Linked DNA regions of Homo sapiens: region 2 is linked to region 1. A link is a contact called in ENCODE Hi-C or POLR2A ChIA-PET data. All regions are on one chromosome and are shown on one strand. The core of a region is the stretch at or near the end of the contact, and the rest is flanking DNA. Distances in the headings are between cores, read along the strand shown.

What was found. Hi-C counts contacts between places; a loop is a spot of excess contacts on that map. ChIA-PET counts read pairs that join two places held with the same protein, here RNA polymerase II (POLR2A). Pooled maps may share reads with other maps.
Region 2: a loop to region 1 is called in a pooled map, with 4 times the contacts of the local background. The contact joins two enhancer-like sites. A Hi-C loop is called at or near these places in 5 of 50 pooled maps. POLR2A ChIA-PET finds 5 or more read pairs at or near these places in 3 of 52 experiments (MCF 10A, Panc1 and activated CD4-positive, alpha-beta T cell).

What each region holds. Positions count from the first base shown.
Region 1 is chr20:53,608,257-53,614,618 of GRCh38, forward strand. LOC105372672 (a long non-coding RNA gene) reads left to right here and starts at 98. Exons shown (of 3, transcript NR_134576.1): 1 at 98-255. RefSeq lists enhancers at 254-573, 2,514-2,563. Within about 2 kb of position 3,460, at least 13 of the 41 ENCODE cell types and tissues checked have a DNase peak (open chromatin) inside an H3K27ac peak, as active enhancers do.
Region 2 is chr20:54,060,694-54,066,915 of GRCh38, forward strand. The region is part of intron 1 of BCAS1 (brain enriched myelin associated protein 1); the gene reads right to left. Among named protein-coding and RNA genes, the nearest start is that of MIR4756, 4.7 kb to the right of the region's middle. Within about 2 kb of position 3,783, at least 4 of the 41 ENCODE cell types and tissues checked have a DNase peak (open chromatin) inside an H3K27ac peak, as active enhancers do.

The DNA of each region.
Region 1 (6,362 bases), core at 2,210-4,709:
TGAACCCGGATCCGTCTCCTACAGAACCTGAGTCGCTCAATCATCAGCTAGATCGCCCCGTGTAGACAAAGCAAGTGGAATTATTTGAAGAGTATACCTTGAGCTGGGCAATCCTCATAGAAGGTCGGGGACGACCTGCCCTTCAGTGTTCCTGGAGCATCTTCTCCAAAGTGGAGGTCGAGCCAGGCCTAGGAGGAAAGAGAGGGCAACTGCGGACGACCCCACCGCAGAAGAGGTGAAACCGACGGGCTCCAGGTAGGTGTGTCCTCCCCAACCACACCCTCCCACAGGGCCCGGAGACTGGGGAAGGCCGGAGATGAGATTAGGGTCAGAGCCACACCCCTGACCCGCGTACAGGACAAACTGAAGCCACGCGTCTACACTGGCGCTCCGAACTGCGTTGGCCCAAAGCTTCTTCACCGCTTCCAGCGGAGGGCTTAAAGCGGTCCCCCCAGCCCTCACACAGCGGGTTTTCTCAGAACCCAGTCTCCAGAGACCGCCTGGATTCAAATCCTGCCGCCGCCCTCAGCCGCTGGGAGAGCCGGGCCTTGGCCTCACCTTCTTCCCAGCCTCACCTGCAGAATGGGCGTGTCCCGAGGGTTAAATGCCCTCATCACCATGAAGCCTTAAAACGGTGCCTGGCACATGGCGATACGCAATAAACGTCCGCCAAAATGACGTTAGCCAGGATTCGCCCCGGAAGGCTTCCTGTTCTCATACAGCCCTTCAATGAGGGCTAATCCCTTTGGCTCCTTTAACAACTTTTTTTTTAATGTGGTTAGCACATTTTGTTGACTTTTTTTTTTTTACAAAGACCAAGTCAGCATGTCCTCTTAAAAATATCTTAAGAGATTATGTTTTGTTCCTACTTGCTTTGAGGAATGACTTCGTCCTGGTTGAGTGGGGTGAAAACAGTGAAATGCGAACAAGGATAATAAGACCATCTTTCCTGTACTGTTTCTTAAAAAAGGAGGGGAGTGAGGAATTAAAAATTCAGATGCTGGATTTTAAAGACTGTCATGCTAAGTATTTTCTTATCAACTTCCTTTTTTTTTTTTTGTCCTCATATAAACATAACAGTAGTTGAGTTTTTCCTTTCTTCTTGACTCAAAAAAAAAACTGACACATAAACTTCTCCAAACCAATACAGCTGAACTTTCTACAAAGATTTGTAACTGATATATTCCTTAAAGAAAATAAGAATGCTCTGAACAGAAATAAACAGTTTCTGCAGCAGTTTTATTTGAAGCCCACAAATAAAAACAGCATGTCCCCAAGGAAACAAAATAGAATTGGGAGTCGCAGCTAAAATGGCTCTGCCCTAATCCTCTCTTACCCAGTACTATGGGGTTTGTTTACAGGAAACCCTTGCCACGAGAAGTTTTCTGCTAGTTTTCAACCGTATTTTGGCATCATCAACTCAGGCATATGGAAACAAATTAAATATTCAGCTTAAAAAAAAATTACAAAGTAAAGGAAGAGAACGCTGACCTGTTCCTTTCTACCTTCTTCAGGATGGGTAGAGGCATGAAGAAATGCAGGCTCCCCTCCCCCTCCGGGCCACGCTTCCCGGCTGGGTGGAAACTATCTCATTACCACATTTTCAACAAGTAGACCAGTTTCCTCCTTTAATCAAAGTTACTTTGTGGTTGTTTGGCAGTCTGCGCATGCCATGTTTTTATAGCTATAGAAAATGCGTATTTATTTATTTTGAGATGACTATGACCATATGACAAACCTAAGTCAGCCTCTTATAGCCAATGATTTATAAGAGCTCTGAAAAGCCCGGCCTTTAAACATTTTAATAGAGGCTCTCTCATCCTTTGTAAGTGGAAGTGTAAATTGGTACAGTCCTTTTGTAAACAACTCAATGAGACAAGTCAAGGGCCTTACAAATGTTCATACATTTGGATGCAGCAATAACACTCCTGGAATCAATCCTAAGGAAACAGCCCTAATGTAGGAAAAGGTGTTAGGAACAAAGATCTTCGTGGTAACAAGATTTACTACGAGGGGGAGAGCAATACACGTTCACTCTCCATGCATGTGTGGAGGGACACAAATAAAGGAGTGGTTAGTCATCCAAGTTATGTATCCCCACACGATTACATACAGCCATTTTAGAATTAGAAAGCTTTGAAAAATAGGCCATTGGGAAATATTTATAATAGCAAATGAAAAAACCGAGATGCAAAGTTGTATTTTTAATGAACTCTAATTTTTTCTATTAGTAACGAAAAAAGGATGTAATATACATAAAAATATTTAAATTGATTTTATCAGAAAAATTTTAGTACAGACTGAATATTATATGAAAACAAAAAAATTTTATTTCATTAGCTGTAATAATGGCACGGATTATTACAGAATATGCATTATATATATATTTAAAGATGTATACTGAAGGATATAGAAGAATGACATGACATAGGAGAATTTATAATACTTTAGTAAATAAAAAAACAAGAGAATTGAACCAAAGGTGGTTAACATCTTGAAACTAGAACTTGCCCAGGCACCGTGGTTCACGCCTGTAATCCCAGCACTTTGGGAGGCCGAGGCAGGTAGATCATGAGGCCAGGAGATCAAGACCATCCTGGCTAACACGGTGAAACCCCGTCTCTACTAAAAATACAAAAAATTAGCCGGGCGTGGTGGTGGGTGCCTGTAGTCCCAGCTATTTAGGAGGCTGAGGCAGGAGAATGGTGTGAACCCGGGAGGCAGAGATTGCAGTGAGCTGAGATCGTGCCACTGCACTCCAGCCTGGGCGACAGAGCGAGACTCCATCTCAAAAAAAAAAAAAAGAAAAAGAAAAAGAAACTAGAACTGGGCATCAGATATGGGGGTTACTCATTACACTATTTTTATTATTCTCTCTACTTTCGCATACATTTCAAAATTTTTATTAAAATTGTTTCTTTTTTTCTTTTTTTACCCTTAATCCTATGATGGGTTATATTTAAAAATTTTTTTAATGTTTGTTTTTCAATAATGGCATATGTATGACCCTTTTTCTACTTTCTATTTTTCTCTAATTATTTTTCATAATCTACTTATATTACCTTTGAAATAAATTAACATTTATTTTACCAAAAAGTAATTTAAAATAAGAATAGTAAACAGTTCCACAGAAAAGTTTTTCTTGCCATGTAATTCTAGTGAATCCTCAGAATGCTATGATAAGCCTGTGTACCTTAAAATGTGAGCTTCTAAATGGTCCAAATCTTTTGGGACGGCACCGTGCCATCTGAGACTGCTGTAAATATGATCAGCTGATAAAAGGCCAGCTGCAACTAACCATTTTAAAGATTAGGAACCATTTAAAAACACACACACACACACACACACCACCTCTGGCCTCTTAAGTGTTAAGTGGCAAGATACTCTGGTTTATTTCTAAAGTTTCATGCAATAATCACGTAAGCACCGAGCAGGACAGAATTCTACATACCGCCAAGCTGACTCAGAAAGAAGGGTTCCACATTCCTTAATTAGCAGCATGAGAAAAGCACCACTTCCTGCGGTGGAGTTCCCATTTCATCCAGCCACTCCACTGGCTCGGTACATCCTCAAGTCCACGAAAAAGATTTTCATAAAGTCTGGAGACACAGTGTTGTTTAATTTATTTCATTTTACTTTGTTTTGTTTTATCCTACTTTATTCTATTATACTCTATCCTATTATATGTATTCTAATTTTTACAAATTGAAGATGTTTGTAATGACGTAGATTCTTTGTTTCTAGACTTTATGGATGCCTGTATATACTGAAATCACAGTTGGAGGCAGAGTAGGTGAACACTTGACCAACTTGAAAATACAGCTTCTACTTTGGGAGGCCAAGGTGGGAGGATCACTTGAGCCCAGGAGTTTGAGACCAGCCTGAACAACATAGTGAGACCCCCCCATCTCTATTTTTAATCTTTCTTTTTTTTTTTTTTTTTAAGACAGAATCTCACTCTGTCACCCAGGCTACAGTGCAGTGGCATGATCTCGGCTCACTGCAGTCTCCCTGTCCCGGGTTCAAGCAATTCTCATGTCTCAGCCTCCCGAGTAGCTGGGACTACAGGCATGCACCACCATGCTCGGCTAATTTTTGTATTTTTAGTAGAGATGAGGTTTCACCATGTTAGCCAGGCTGTTCTCAAACTCCTGACCTCAAGTGATCTGCCCACGTAAAACTCCCAAATTGCTGGGATTACAGGCGTGAGCCACACACACACCCGCAGCCCCCACCACCACCAGTCGTCTCTATTTTTTAAACGAAAGAAAATACAGCTTTCTTGATTATTAACAGTCAAAAGATTCAAAGTCCTAGACCAGAAGTTTCTTTTTTAGTACCTATGACTTAAGTTTATGATTTGGATTAAAGTTCTCTGGCAGAACACCCACAGGATGCCAAAGCCTGAGGAAGATTTCCGAACAAGATTACACGGTTTTCCAATGGGATACATTTGATCACGTGTGAAAACATGGTGGCAGCACTACTGCAACCTTAAATGAAAGGGCAAATTCTCAGGAAACACATTCTGCTTGTAAATATTGGATGTAACCATTCTAACAGTTATTTACTTTTAACTTGAGAAATTTTAAAGAAATGTAGCCGGGCGCGGTGGCTCATGCCTGTAATCTCAGCACTTTGGGAGGCCGAGGCGGGTGGATCGCCTGAGGTAAGGAGTTCGAGACCAGCCTGGCCAACATGGTGAAACCCCATCTCTACTAAAAATGAAAAATTAGCCGGTCATGGTGGCAGGCGCCTGTATGTAATTCCAGCTACTCGGCAGGCTGAGGCAGGAGACTCGCTTGAACCCAGGAGGTGGAGGTTGCAGTGAGCCGAGATGGCGCCATTGCACTTCAGCCTGGGTGACAGAGCAAGACTCAAAAAAAAAAAAAAAAAATTTCTAGACTTTTTTCCTTTTTCCCTTTCTAAGCTTTTAAAGATTTTATGTCTGTCTTAGTTTTCAAGTTATACAGCAAAACACTGTAGATCCATTACAGAAACACTAAAATTTTAGGGTATAAGAATTCAAAGCTTCTATTATCTGGAACACAAGGGCACCCCTCATTGCCAGTGTATTCTGTTGTGTTCTGTTTGCATAGAATCCAGCCTAAATGCTGCCCACCTGGAGTGAGTTGCTAGATGGACTGAAATAATCCTAGCAAACTTGTAATGGTTTGGGCACAACCACTGCTCCTTTGCCATCTAGCTGGTACTGCTGCTGTTACCAGGTCTGTTAGATAGCGACCGATGAGGCCTCCTGGCCTTGTTGATATTTCTTTGCCTATCAGTGGATCGTTAGTTGGAGTATTTCCTTAGTCACAGACCGGCCTTTTATTGGGATGTTCTCAGTAGGAACTACATTTGCAGATAACAGATGGTTATTTAAATAAGAATGTGAAAAATATATATACTCTTTCTCTTCTGGGGCCTAAGATGGTTTTTTGCTGATTCTTAAACCTGTAGCTGTTTTTATGAGTGGATATCTGATTTTTTAAAAATCTCTCATGACATGTAAATGTTTAAGTTGTTTGAAAACATTTACATTTTCTGACCAGCCAGCAACACTTACAATCTTCCATAGTTCCTAAGATTAAGAAAACAGGAGAAAGCTAGAGAGATTTGGCAAAGTATGTAATAACCTAGCAAGGAAATTCTTGAGCAAGAGTATATGGGTTTGAATTTATTGGAACATTTGAAAGCAATTAAATTTTTTTTCCTCCAAACTTATTTTTGTCCTTTTTAAAGCACACACAGGCAAACAACTGAAAAAGATCATTGCAAGTAAAATGAATCATTAAGCTGATCAAGCCTAGAAACCACCACCAGAAGTATTTATAGCATTATTAGGGTGGAGTATCTATAATCCATTCTCAGACTTATTATAAGTCTCAAGATCCACCCTTTGAAAAGCTAATCCTATCCTCAATCTTCAAATTTAATTAGTATTTATTGATCTCATATGGAACGTCCAGCACAGTGTTAAAAAGGACCATCTTCATCAAAAAAAAAGAAAAATAAAAAAACAAAAAAATGGAAAAAAATAAAGAAATTAAAGAAAAAGCAAATGAAACAAAAGGTACCATCTTCCAAATGTGAGAATAGGTGCTCAAATGATATCTATGGTTCAACTATACATGTGTGTTGAACAAATGTAAATAGCATATAGTAGAAGCCACCGTAAATGAATCAGAATGATTCAGGCTAACTTTACAGTAAACTAGAAGAACACTGCTGTTAGATCTGTGTATCTGCCATATTTCAAATACAAGAGTCCTCACATTTTACAAGGTCACTTAGGAAAGATTAGAGGACACACTCTAATATGCAATGTATAATTCTTTTTTTTTTTTTTTTTTTGAGAC
Region 2 (6,222 bases), core at 2,533-5,032, 450 kb after region 1:
AGGATGGTTCTGAAATGACTGTTAATGTGGTTATTGTCCCATAGGTGAAGGGCAAAGTTGAATATTTAATTTATGTCTCCCTTCCACAAGAAATTGTAAGCACCCTGACGTCAAAGGCAGTGTCTACCTTCACCCAATTTTGTATCTCCTAATCTTAGCAGTGTGTTTGCATTTACTGGGAGCTTAATTATTGTTAGTCAATGGAGGGAATAACGATTGATAGCATCTCTCACATATGAGGCACAGACCTAGGTACATGACCACATCATCACCAAACCTCTGAAGAGCTTCGTTATAATAATGTATGATATATAATAATAATGATGATAATAGCAAATCATTACTTAGCATGTTCTCAATTCCAAGCTCTAATTTTGGAGTGCTTCACCTGTATTGTCTCATGTAGTCCTATAGCACTCCTGTGAGATAGAGGTATCATGATTTCATTCTTCATATGAGGTAGCCGAAACTCGAGGGGGTTAAATCATTTTCCAAAGGTCACCCAGTTAATGAGCAAGATTCAAACACAGTCTGGCTGTGCTCCTAACCACCGGAATGTTCTGCATATTACTAGCTTCCCTTAAAAAGGAGGAATGGAACCTCCAAGACCCACCAAGGGCAAACATCCAGTGAGGAATTGACTCCTAGTATATCTGATCCCTACACAAGGACTCTTGCAGCCACTCCAAAGGCCTGCTGTCTTGCCACCTAAAGTTCTTTTGCACATGTAATTCCAATGTAGCCCATCTCCAAAGACCTAGCTTCTGGCTTATCTGCTCTAGTGGCTCTCGGAATAAAAATTAGGACTTTTGATTTCTGGCTGAAAGGAGTCAATGAGTCACCAGGGATTCTTGTGGATCTCTCGCCATTGGTGTGAGTTTTTATTCCCTGGTAGTAGACGCATTGAGCAATTAGATATTGAGGAGGCCAAAAAAAGGGTCATGGATCTCACCATGTGTTCTCTTGCAGGAATTTAATACATAACCAAATCTGGGGATTTTGTATGTCTTCTGATCATACCACATAATAAAGCTGAGCACTGTTAAAACATGTAGGACACTTGTTGTTTTGTGCTATTTTCTATTTATAAAATCCGTGACTCACACACTTGCATCAGATCATCGCTTCTGTCTGTTAATGGGACATTATGAATAATATAATATTGAATCCTCAAGACCAGGGTTGGCAAAGAACAGCGGTGGCTGGATTCAGCTCACTGCCTGTTTTAGTAGGCCAGTGAGCTAAAAATGAGTTTTAAATTTATAAATGGTTGGAAAAAAATTAGAAGAATCATAGAATGTGACACATGAAAATTATATGAAAGTCAAATTTTGGCATCCATAAATAAAGTTTTGCTGGAAGATAGTCATGCCCTTTTATTTATATATTGTCTATGATGGCTTTCATGCTATAATGGCAGAACTGAGTAGTTGCAACAGACACCTATGGCCTGCAAAGCCTAAGATATTTACTATCTGGCTCTTTACAGAAAGTTTACCAGGATTTGAGCCTACTGTGTATAAAAACAATGACAACAACTCTAAAAAATCATAGAAATGATAGAGTAATAACAATAACAACATTTGGTGAGTGCTTACCATCTGTTGAGAAACTTCTAGGAGCTTTATTTGCAGTAAAACTAATTTGCTCTTTGCAGCAATTCAACAAGACAGAGGTATTATTATTTCAATTTTGCTGGTGTGGAAACTGAGGCACGCAGGTTAAATGTCTCAGTCAAGGATACGCGCAAACACATACGTTCATATATACACATGCAAGAATATATACACACAAAGTATCTCTATCTAAATTCAGCTTTTAACAAGTTTTAAAATTATTTTAACAGTAGGATTACAAGCTTTATTTTAAAGCTCTTACTATTTAATGTAAATTCAATCCTAACAAAGCTACTTTGAATCAACACTTGAGGTTATGAAAAACCTTGGTGCTGGAAGACGCATGGTGTACAGAAGTAGGAGAGAAGATTTTTCTTCCCACAGAGTTGGGGTTACATTATTCTGATCATTGCACACCCTAAGTAGCCTCTCGGCCACTTCAAGGTGAAGGGCCCTGAAAGAAGGAAAATCTAATGGCGTGTCTTTTTCAGTGATAACCTGGATTCAGATATTGTCACTCTCCACCAGCAGATATAATGCATGTGTCGTGAAATTGCTCCTGCCTGTCCATCAACCTTTTAAAGAACAGGATTCATCTGGGTGGGACAAAAGCAAAAGGTTACTGCCATCTATTGGCTGATGTCAATATTAGCAGAAATGAATTCAGCCTACAGGACTAGGTCCAAACAACTGGGAAGGCTGAAAGAAGCATTTTGATGTTTTGCAATGAAGCCTTCTGTTCACAGTTGGCAAGAAGATGGCAACTCCTTCAGTGCCCCAAAGGTCCTGGAACTCGTAATAATGATAACCATATATGACTTGTATGGAGAGCTTGCCGTATGCCAGCCCAGTGCTGAAGCTCTATGTAGACATCAGTGTAGCACATAGGATAGGAATGTGGGCTCTGGAGTTTGGAATCCCTGAGCATCACTGAGCCTCGCTGGGCCTCAGTTTCCTCATCTGTAAAAATGGGGATAATTATAGCCTCCATCTCAAGGGGCTGGTATGGAGTCAAACCAGTGAATATAAGCAAAGTGCCCTGAACAGGGCCTGGCACATAAAGAGGACTGCACAAGAGTTAGCATGAGTAGGACTCTCACGGGTATGATCCTTGCTCTTTGAAGCCAGTTTCTCCCACAGGTGCCCGGTAGTGAGACTCTACCGAGGAATCCAGCAACATTTCTGATTCCTGTGATCCTCTCACCGAAAAGTCAATTTGGGGCCCTGGAATTTGTATTTTTAGCAAATGCCCCAGTGATTCTCATGATCAGACACCTATAGAAAATAGTGTGATGGTGACCATCTTCAAGCTTTTTCCAGGAGTGAGGATGCTCTAGGACACAGGACTCTTATGTTAAAATTGGAAAACCCTGGGCAAACCAGAATGACTTGGGTGGAGACTTTTTTTTAAATCCCCGTTTAATAGATGGGAAAACTGAGGCTCAAGGCAGTTCAGACAGTAATTCTTGTCTGTAATAGTTTTCTCCCATTTCTCAAAAAGGAGAAAAATAAATCAGATAGAGTTTTTCATGATAAACGTACAATTGAAAGAGCTAACTTTCATTTTTGAAAAAGAAAAAGTTTGAATGGGGTGTTAAAATGCCCTTTCTTTCATGAACTGATTATATGAGTGTTTTGTCTTTATGACCTTATTTTACATTAAACATACGAAGCTATGGTGGGTGGAGGGGTGTTGTTTTTGAAATTAGACTTGTGTTTGAGGGTTTGGCACTTTGCCACTGGGGGTTGATTGTGGAGGTTCAGATGAGAAAGCCCCTTCACTTCCCCGCCTCCTGCCTGTGTTATGGGGGCCCATGCCCAGACTGGGCTGCATGTGAGAACCTCCCACAGAGTTCTGAGATCCCCATGCCCAGGCCCCTGCCAAACTGATGACAGCAGATTCTCTGGGGTGGGGCTGGGCATCGGGGTACTTTCAAGATCTCTAGGTGATTTCCATGGCTGAGAGCCCCTGTTTTGGATATTTCTGGGGTGAGTGAGTGAGTGTCTCCTGGGGTCAGAACTCTCCTGGCTGCTGCCTACCCTGACCTAGACAACCAAACCCACGGATTCTCAGACGGAGGAATAGCTCAGGCTTCGGAGTCCACAGACCACCATCACCCAGGCACCTGAATACACTCACAACCCTTCTAGGGGCACTGCTTTGCTGACGCACTGTTTCGTGAGCTTGCAAATCAAGAGAACTGTCCTGGGCCTCCAGCTTCCCTTCCCCCAGAACTGGCGGGCAGGGCAGGCTTTCCAGCTGGTTATTCAGAAGCAAGCCCAGATGCCCCACCGGAGGTGGGTGGAGGCTGCCCTCCGCAGTCTCGCTCTCCTGCATCTCTGGGGTTCCCCTCTCTCCTCTTGAGAACAAGAGATCTGGAGTGAGACAGGCATCCGTAAAATCCCACGATCGTGAGGCTTTGGGCAAAGCACTTGACCCTTCTGAAAGTATCTTTCTTGTGGAAAATGACAGTATTCATAATGGTGGCAATAATAAACACATTTAGAGTGTTTTCTCTGTGCTGAGCAGTTCTGATTTGCATATATTTGCCTCTCTTGGTCCTCCCAACAACTCTCTGAGTTAGGTACTTTTATTTTCCCAGTTGTCTTATGAGAAGCCGGAGCACAGAGAGGTTGAGTGGCATGTCCTGATACATCGTGGTACCGTGCGAAGGGGTAAATGTGATGGGAAAGTGCCTGGCAGGGCGAGCACCTAGTAGCTATTAGTGATATAGATGTCCCAAACTCAACTCATGATGGTTCGACTGACAATATTTCAACTTTATGATGAGTATCTATCTATCATCTATCTATCTATCTATCTATCTATCTATCTATCTATCTATCTATCTATCATCTACTTTATCTATCTATCTCACACACACTATATATATAACATATTTACAATGTTTAGGGTATTTTATTTTGGTACCAATTTTCCAGGACTATATATCTATATTTCATATTTTGGATATCTTGTCCTATTCCTCGATGACTTACATTGCTTTGCTAAACGTTTTCTCCTTGGAAATATGCTGTTCTTTGTTTCTCCCTCACAATAAGTGGAGCACAGCGTTTCTGGAGTCAGGAGCGATTTTGGCCCCGAAGGGGCATTTGGAAATGCCTGCATGCAGTTTTGATAGTCACGGTTCAGCTTTGGGGGGCGTGCACTGGTATCCGGTGGGTAGAGGCTGGGGACGCTGCTACATACCCTGCAATGCCAAGGACCGCCCCCTTCCCCCAGCGAAGAATTGTCTGCTTTGCTGAGGGTCGCTAGTGCTGATATTGAGGGGCCCTGCTCTAGTGCCTGGACTTGGGGATGTTCTCCTCGTGTTTGTAGCCAGGTGTCACCTAGGGATCTGCATTTCTGAAAAGCACGTGAGTAAATTCGTCTGTGGTGGTGAAATAGCGCAAGCCCTCTGCCTGGGCTCCCCTCTGGCTCACCCTGGCCATATGCATAAGCCCTGGCTCCGTGTCTGAGAAGTGAGGGGTGGAGGGAAGGACCATAATAGATTCCTTGCGTGGAGCTCCTGTGAAGATTAGAAGGGTGTGGCCCATGTGTTGTATAACTGGGTGGCTGGTGCACAGCAGCTGAGGAATAGAGATAAGCTGTTAGTATAAGCAGTAAATAAAATGGACCATACATTAGCAGTAGTAATACCTAATATTTTTGTAGCGCCTACCTTATGCCAGCCATTGCTCTGAATGCTTCTCTGTGTTAACTCACAGCTTCCTTATCAGAACCCGATGAGGCAGGTATTTTTTTTCTTTTTTTTTTTTTGAGGCGAAGTCTGGCTCTGTCGCCCAGGCTGGAGTGCAGTGGCGCCATTTCGGCTCACTGCAAGCTCCGTCTCCCGGGTTCACACCATTCTCCTGCCTCAGTCTCCCGAGTAGCTGGGACTACAGGCGCCTGCCACCACGCCCGGCTAATTTTTTGTATTTTTGGTAGAGACGGGGTTTCCCCGTGTTAGCCAGGATGGTCTCGATCTCCTGACCTCGTGATCCGCCCGCCTTGGCCTCCCAAAGTGCTGGGATTACAGGCGTGAGCCACCGGGCCCGGCCGAGGCAGGTATTTTTATTGTCCCCATTTTACAGATGCAGAACCTGAGCCCAGGGAACTTAAACTCCTCACTTAAGATCATGCTATGGATTGAAATGTGTCCTTCCAAAATTCGTGTTGGATTCGTGTTGAAGCCCTAACGTGCAATATGACTGCATTTGGAAATGTGGCCTCTAAGGAATCAAGGCTAAATGAAATCAGAAGGGTGGACCTTGATCTGATAGAATTAGTGTCATTATAAAAAGAGACACCAAAGAGCTCTCTCTGTCTCTCTCTCAACCGTGTGAGGACACAGCAAGAAGGCAGCTGTTGGCTAGCCAGAAAGAGTGGTCTCACCAGAAATGCATCGGCCAGAACCTTGATCTTGGACTTCCAGCCTCCAGAACTATGAGAAAACAAAAATGACTGTTGTTTAAGCCACCTAGTCTGTGGTGTTTTGGTTACCACAGCCCAAGCTGACTAATACAGATCATCTTCTAGTAAGTGGGAGAATGAGGACTTAACCCTCGCAAACTCAAGTCCAGAGTTTAGACTTTTAACTTTTCT